Linked DNA regions of Mus musculus: region 1 is linked to region 2. A link is a loop called in an ENCODE intact Hi-C map of the cell type or tissue named here. Cell type or tissue: heart. All regions are shown on one strand. Region 1 holds the start of Asgr1 (asialoglycoprotein receptor 1). Region 2 holds the start of Dvl2 (dishevelled segment polarity protein 2).

Region 1 (4,000 bases), 51 kb after region 2:
CAGAGCCCCTGGATCTGTTCTGTGTATCCCCATGCCCATTCTGGAGCTGAGAGTTCTAACCTGTGGGGGTTTGAATGAGAGCGGCCTTCCGTAGACTCATAGGTTTGAATGTTTCATCCCTCGTTGGTGGAACAGTTTGGGGAAGAATTAAGAGGTGTGTTATTGTTAGGGGAGGTGTGTCACTCGGGGACAGGCTTTGAGGTCTAAAAAAATCCCACCCAGTCTTGCTCTCTCTGTCTCCTGTTTGTGGATCAGATATGCGCTCCCTCCCAGTTGCTGCTCCAGCATCGCATCTGCCTGCCACCGCCATACTCCCTGCCATGTTGGCCACAGGCTCATCCTCTGAAACTATAAGCAAGCCCCTAACCAAATGCCTTATTTATTTACTTATTTCAACAACTTGCCTTGGCCATAGTGTCTCTTCACTGTACGAGAAAAGTAACCAAGACACAGTCTAACTCTTGCTGGGCTGCTGGTGAGAAGAAACCATTACAGCGCTCAGTACACAGCGCTCGGCATGGGCTCTTGCGGAACTAAGTACAACCGACTCATTGTCTTTAACTTCAACAAACCCTTGAGATGGGCATTAACCCAGCTTCTCAGATGAGCCCAGAATAGTCTAATAACAGGCTTCAGGCTTCTCCCCCACCCCCTTCTGGGCCCCCCATCCTTGGCACCCCTTGTTCATCCTTAGCGTCACACACTCACTCACCTTGGCTCACTCCTCCTCAGCTTTGTAGCTGTCTGGGCCTTTCACAACCTGAAAAATCTTCCTTGTTTCTACTTTCCCCCAAAAGAGACTCATTTCTCTCTTTCTTCTTGGTCTCCTGCAGCTCCAGCTGGCAGCACTGGAGCCCATTCTCTGCCCTCCTCTGGTCAGGGATCTCATCTACGTTTGCTGCTGCTACGAAAAGATACCTGGGAAGACAGAGGAGGAAAGGTTTGCCCTGGCCTAGGGTTTCAGCGGGCTCCACCCATGGTTGCCTGGCTTGGTTGCCTTGAGCCTGTGGCGAGAATGAACATCATGGCACTGTGGGGGGTGGGGGGTGGTAGAGAAGGTTGCTGACTTCAGAGCGGCTAGAGTGCAGAGAGAGAGAGAGAGAGAGAGAGAGAGAGAGAGAGAGAGAGATTTTGAGATTGACAGAGATTGAGACAGACAGACAGTCCCAGGATGAGATATACCCTTCCAAGGCATACTCCTGACCAATCTCATTGCCTCTGGGCCACTTAGCCCCTCCGACCAACCCAATTTCCACACCAAGGCCAGGCCACTATGTCCCTTAGATATCTGGCCTCATCACTGTCTGGCCTGCACCTTCCCCTTCCCTTTGTTGAAATCCTGGGGATTGGGCCCAAGGTTTTGGGCATGCCAGGGAAACTCTCTACCGCCAAGTCATGGCACCTCCAGCCCAACTTGCAACTCTTCATGGCCCTGGAATATAGCCACACAGTCTCTAAATATGTTGATTATGTAGTTCTATCCGTAAGAGATCTCTGAGCCCGTGATATGGGATTACTTGCCCCTCGAAGGTCCCAGGGCTTCTCGCCTCCTGGGACTTACATTGTGTGTGGTTCTTTTCCATGATAAGGAGGGCTGACCTGGGAGACCAGAGGACGGCATGGAAATGATGGGCTGTGTGGTGCTAAGCCCACTGCCGTCATGTCAGGAGGACATTCAAGCAGCCTCGTGGACAGGCCTGTGTGGTGAGGAACAGAGGAGTCTAAGCAGCAACCCACAGTAACTTGCCTGTCCTATGAGTGAGTCACTTTGGCAGTTGATTTTCCAGCCTTAGTCCAGTCTTTCAACAAACACAGCACTGACTGAGATCATGGTTGTGTCCTCAGGAGAGATTATTCTGAGTCAGAACCAATGGTCGAAGCCGCACTTTAACCTTTACAGTGGAGATGGTCTGTGTTTATTGTTTAAGTTGCTAAGTTGTGGGGTACTTACTTTGTGGTAAATGACTGGTACACATATCCAATGGGATATATATATACATATGTATATATACTATGTTATATGTTATATATTATACTTATACATAGTATATGTATAATATATATTATAAAATGTATCTCTCTAAATAGAAATCTATTGAAAAGGGATGAAAAACTACACACACACTCATTCATACATCCACAATCCACACTTAACATTTATTCAAGCATGTGTGTTAACATTAGTCCAGTACTGCTCTCTGATCCATGAGCTTAGGGCATGGCTCTCAGGTATGAACTGTATTTCAAAATGCCTTCTTCCAGGACAATATGCAAATAGAAAGATGCAAAAATCCTGAGTTTACAGCATTTTCCAGTTTTACAAGCTAGGGCTGAGGTCTCTCTAGCACTGAGAGAGCAAGAGGCTCGGTGCCCCCTGCTAGTCCCTACCTCTATGAGTAGAGCTACTATTCAGACTGGATCTGTATCTGTTTGCTTGCCAGAATAAACTAGATTGTAAGTGGCAAAATCAGAGAGTGTTAAATTAATGGCCCAATTTTCACCAAAATCGCTGGCAGCAAGCCCGGTTCATGTAAACATGCGGATTTTTAGGACACAGACAAGCAAGGACGCACAGAGTAGTTGGATTTATGTAAGCGGCACCTTCCTGAATAGCTCACAGGCTCTAGACGGCCACAGAGGCCACTCCTCACTGTGGAGCCTAACAGGAGGAGGATTATATGTTGAATATTGCTCTTGTCCCAAGCCTGAGTTCTGACAGGCCTCTCTGAAGCTCTCAGGACCATGAGGGGCCATGTTTAAGCCTCTCTGGGGATTTGGGGACCTGGTGCGTGGGACAGCTAAGGATCCCATTCTGAGTGAGGTGCTGGAGGCAGCACACAGGTCACTGAGTTGGGCTGCCCGGGTGTTAGTCTGTGCTCTTCTGTGTAGTATGGCTTTGAGAAGCCCTTGTCTTCCAGAGCCTCAGCTTTCTTGCCTGCAGAATGGGTTGTTCTCTGGGGATGAGAAAGGTTGAAGTCCTGGGGCATATGGTAGAATCAGTGATTTCTTGGCCCTGATCCTAGAGGGGAGCTGCTCCTCCTGTTACCACTGCGCTGCTTGGAGGACTACCATAGAGTGAGTCAGTCAGGTTAGGGCTGAGGAGCCTGGAGCTGAGACCCCAGGAATCTACAGCTTGCAATTATAACACTGAGGTCACAGGGCAGGATTGGGCAAGAGCGGGGAATCAGTTGGTGCCTCTGATCCTGGTCAGGGATATTTGGAGATACGGACAATTCTGGGAAATTCAGGACCGAAAGGGGGAGGGCTCTGAGGGCAAGCAGCAAACTGTTCCCTAGCCTTTTAAGGCCTGTCTCACCCACAAAAAGGTAACAAGTATTGAACATGCGGAAGTGCATGCGTAGATGTGTGTGCCTCTGTGTGTGTGTGTGTGTGTGTGTGTGTAGACTCCCCTTTTCTGAGAAATAGAATAGAGGTCACCCATGCCTTCTTTCCTCCCCTATACCTCCCCAGTTCCAAGTCTACTCCTACCTCTGTTTATGGTTCAAAGTCCCGGTGTTGGTGATGCCAGGTTCAGCGTGCTCGGACACACATGGGCCCTGGATGGACCCTGTCCCCTCCCCTCCCATTGCCCAGGGCTCTTCACCTGGTTCTTCAGGCTTCAGCCCCCTCCTTAGCCTGGGCTCTTCGTGGTGCTGAGGGACCTTCAGTAAGTACAGCAGGAGGAGAAGGGATGGGTGACAGCCAAGAGAGAGTGGCTGTATGGGTTCACATGCGCAGTGTGTGTGAATGGGAGAGGAGAGATTTTTCTTAGACAGAATGTAGCCTTGGTTAGTCTGGAATGCACTCTGTAGACCAGGCTGGCCTCGAACCTACAGAGATCCACCAGACTCTGCTTCCTGAATACTGGGATTAAAAGCATGTGTCATCATGTCCAGCTAGAGGATAGATTTTTGGATGTCAGGCTTGGGAGCAGATAGGGTTAGGGGAGACAGAAAGTATGTCCACCTAGTCAGATGTAAAAGGGAACTGGACTTCATCC
Region 2 (4,000 bases):
CTGTAATTCCACAATTTGGGAGGTGGAGATGGGAAGTTTAGGGGCCAAATCTGGCTTGGGCACTGTCTAATGCCCCTCAGACATCTCTGAAGACTATTTCGGCTTTCTCATCCCAAGTACAGTCTAGTAGGAGTACTGCCCTAAGGGTCCCAGGTTACAATTCTCACTCATCAGCCCATATCCCCGCCCCTCTTATAGTTGCTATTGAGGTGCCTTGAACCTCAGATGGGTAAGGCAAAGTGGGGGCCAGTTGCCAGCATTCCAAGAGTAGAAGCTTGCTAAGGTACTTGGGAGGGGGGGGGGCGGGTTGTACACGTTTGGGGGCGGAGTCGTCTAGGGCTGAAGACCGTTGCTCAAGGCAGTGGTCACGTGAGTGTCTAGGTGGAGCTTGTAGTAACGTGACTCAAGGAAGTCACGTGAAGCACAGTCGGCTGCGCAAAGTGGGCGGGCTTGGGTCACGTGGCATGGGGAGAGGTGGGCGGGGACCTCGGTGCTGCTCGCGACGTCCGTGGAGCTAGTGGCCCTCGACTGTGCGGTCTAGGTTTTGAGTCTCGCCACACAGCTCTTCCCGATCAGCCCGCTGGTCCCCGCCATCCTCCTTGGGCACGTCTTCCGCACTGGCCCTGCGCTGTTGGCGCTAGCGCGTCAGTTTGCGGGTGTGCGCAGGCGCGGCGGGGGCGCTTAGTCCTGTTGGGTGGGCGGCTGAGCCCGGGAGCGCGCGAGCGAGACCATGGCGGGCAGCAGCGCGGGGGGCGGTGGTGTAGGCGAGACGAAGGTGATTTACCATCTGGATGAAGAAGAGACTCCTTACCTGGTGAAGATCCCTGTCCCGGCGGAGCGCATCACGCTCGGCGATTTCAAGAGCGTTTTGCAGCGGCCCGCGGGCGCCAAGTACTTTTTCAAGTCCATGGATCAGGATTTTGGGTAAGCGCGAGGCCTAGACTGGGAAGGACGGTGGGTATGCTAGAGTGGATTGGGCGATATTGAGGGAGACCGGTCTACCTTGGACTGTTTCTGGCCTGTAGTGGAGCATAGCATATTGTACTGTGCTAAGGTAGAAAGCCCATCCCAAGACGGACAAGGTTATATTTGGACACATAGAAGAAAGGGCTGGATGGCGAGAAAATTAGGTTGGAGGAATGGGGAACACTGGTTTGTTTGGCCATTCTCTCTCCATGATTTTAGCCAAAAGGCAAAGAAGTGATGCTTGAGGTTATGCTAGGCTGTGCGGAGATTAGAGCCATCTATCTTTTGGTGAGCTGGGATGCTCGCTCTCAGACGTCTGCACGCGAGTTAGATAGAGATAGTCTGTAATTTTGTTTGCCTGTTTTGATTTGTTCTTTTGTTTGGAGGTAGGGCTTTATTCCTTGTATCCTAGGCTGGCTTCGAACCCATGGAGTTCCTGCCTTAGCCCCCAGAGCTGAAATAAACAGGTGTGAGCCAATATGCTGGGCATGCAGTGTTTTTATGTAGACCGGGCTATAGTGAGACAATTAGGCTATTCTGGCTTATTAATCAGGTTCCATAGTATTATTTTGGGATGGTAGAGTCTGTAATATTGCAGCGAGATCTATTGGGATATATTAGGCTGTTTTGAAGTAGACTTTCCTGGCAAAGCATGTACCATTCTGAACTTTTCTGAGTTCTTATTTCCTCTTAGGGCCAGAACCTCCTCTCCCCGCTACCCCGATACCCCCTGGGGGCTGAAGAGAGTTGGAGGATTTTTTTGCTTTTTTTTTTTTTTTAAAGATATTTTATGTGTTGGGCAGTGGTGGTGCACATCTTTAATCTGAGCACTTGGGAGACAGAGGCAGGCAGTTTTCTGAGTTCAAGGCTAGCCTGGTCTACAGAGCCAGTGCCAGGACAGCTAGGGCTGCACAGAGAAACCTTGTCATAAAACAAACAAAAGCTACTTTATGTGTTTGGGTGTTCTGCATGCATAGTGTGTACCACAAGCATGCAGTGCCCAATGAATCCAGTAGATGGCATGGGATCTCCTAGAACTGGAGTTAGCATCTGCCAGCCACTATGTGTGTGCTGGGACTTGAACTCCAGTCTTCTCCAGAGCCAGTCAGTCTGCTGCTGAGCCAAGAACTTCCTTCTGTTACTGAAGCTACCTAGAACACAATATAGAACAGGCTTGCCTTGAACTTGTAGCAGCCCTGCCTCTACACCTGCATCCATAGTGCTGGAACTAGATAACGTGTGGCAGTCAGGATGCCTGGCCCAGACCTGGGCTTTTTACAAGTTACAAGACAGGGACAAGTGGGAACAAATGGGGTAGTGGTACTGCTACATCATAGCAGAATGGGGTACTGTAATCAGTATGGTGCAAAGGGCTGCTTGTGTGGGGACGCTGGGGGCTATGGAGTTCTGGGGTGATTTGTGACATGCTGGGTGACCCTGTGCTGGACTGAGACTATAATTTAAGGCAGTTTCTTGTTGTTGTAGAGATTGGGACTGAGCCTTCTGTGTCCCCAAGCTCAGACTGTGTTAGGCTATGATGTCCTGAGTTGACAAGCAGGGATAGCAGGGTCCTGGGGACAGGAAGGTGACCTACCACCTGGGTTGGGGAGAGACTTCTTACCTGTGAAAGTCCCTGTGGTGGGAGCACATCCCCCTCGGCTCCCTGAACAGGCTGGACCCTTGTTAACAGTTGTTCGATGTGGAGAAGGTGATGCTGCCTAGGGAGTTGGTCTTGGGTTTATATCAAGGTTGTTCTTTTTGCATTATAATTTTGGGCAATTTATTTAGCTTTTGTGCTTTGATTTCTTCATCTGTGGCATGGTGATAATCATAGTGTAAAATGCTTAATTTCGGTGCATGGCACATGGTACATTCTTGGTGACTGGTAATTTTCATTTAGTATGGAAGCTAACTAGTTCATAGACTACATTACACGATACAGAACTGCTTGCTTTGGAGGAGACTGGGCCATGTCCGGTGGGGTTCTGTTGGGAAGAGTTGGTTAATGTTGAGTAGCTCGTGTGCCGTCTTGATAGCAAATGTATTCGTGAGGCCTATCCCCAAGCCCCCAGAGTACGTTAGGCTAGAACTAATCACACAGACAAATCTGTGCACACAGTGTGCCTGCTTGGTGCCTGGAAAGCTTGGCTGAGACAAGTCAGATCCCTTGGGACTCGAACTATGGATAGTTGTGAGCCACTAGGTGGATTCTGGGAACTAAACCTGGGTCTTCTGCGAGAACGAGTGTTCTGAACCACTGAGCCAATTCTTTAGCCCCCATCCCCACCCCGAAGAAGCTCTGATTTGAGGGTGAGGGTGTTATGTGTGGGAAAGAATGGCTCATGGCTCATAGTTTGTCTACATGGATTTGCTTACAAAGGTGAGGGCTTGTGCCACACACCCAGGACATGTGTTGAATCTAATAGGTACTAATGATTTCTTGTGGGTATGAGAAGGAAGGAACAGGTCTAGTCCACTACAGGAACCTGTGGGAGGCTGGGCTTTGGGATTTTTCAGACCGAGCAGATTGCTTAGTGAGGTGAGGTGGCCCGGAATTGGGAAGCCCAGCTTCCTCGCTCCATGGGAGCGTTCCACACGTGGACTGTTATTGTTGCATGTAAGGGTGATTTTTTACCCAGAAAAGCCACACATTTGGGTGGCTCTGCTTGTGAATTAGAGAGAACTCAAAGGCAGCAGGTTCCGTGAGGACCAGAGGCTTTTATGGGACAGATGTGTAGGACAGAGATGGTTAGGCGGCCAGCCAGGCTCTTAAATTAGATATTTGGAGCAGTTGTGGGAACTGTCCCAAAGGGACTTTGGAGTGGTACTTTGAGGTTTGGATCAAATGGGAAGAAGTCTTTGGAGTGGCATTGTGCCTCTAAGGATGAGTTGGGGTAGTGGTAAATGAGAGAGTCTAGAATTTTTATTTATTTATTTGTGTATAAAAGCAAGTTACTTCACTGTGAAAGCAGAGGAGCTGGGCATGGTGATGCATGCTGGCTGAGTGGCATAGCCAAGTTTGGTGACATATGCC

The links. Peaks named below come from ENCODE experiments on the same cell type or tissue, not always from the same donor. Only the 100,000 strongest peaks of a DNase experiment are listed, where the experiment ranks them.
Region 1: a loop joins it to region 2, with 5 times the contacts of the local background. A loop is called at or near these places in 1 of 42 quality-filtered maps.

What each region holds. Positions count from the first base shown.
Region 1 is chr11:70,050,822-70,054,821 of GRCm38, forward strand. It overlaps Asgr1 (asialoglycoprotein receptor 1), which reads left to right and starts at 3,534. Exons shown (of 9, transcript NM_009714.3): 1 at 3,534-3,667. In heart, no CTCF peak of the experiment used is centred here; no DNase peak of the experiment used is centred here; H3K27me3 peaks cover 2,378 bases.
Region 2 is chr11:70,000,103-70,004,102 of GRCm38, forward strand. Dvl2 (dishevelled segment polarity protein 2) reads left to right here and starts at 490. Exons shown (of 15, transcript NM_007888.4): 1 at 490-924. The coding sequence starts at 731. In heart, a CTCF peak has its summit at 1,976 (motif pointing right); DNase peaks (open chromatin) are centred at 429 and 2,569; H3K4me3 peaks cover 2,794 bases; H3K27ac peaks cover 1,550 bases.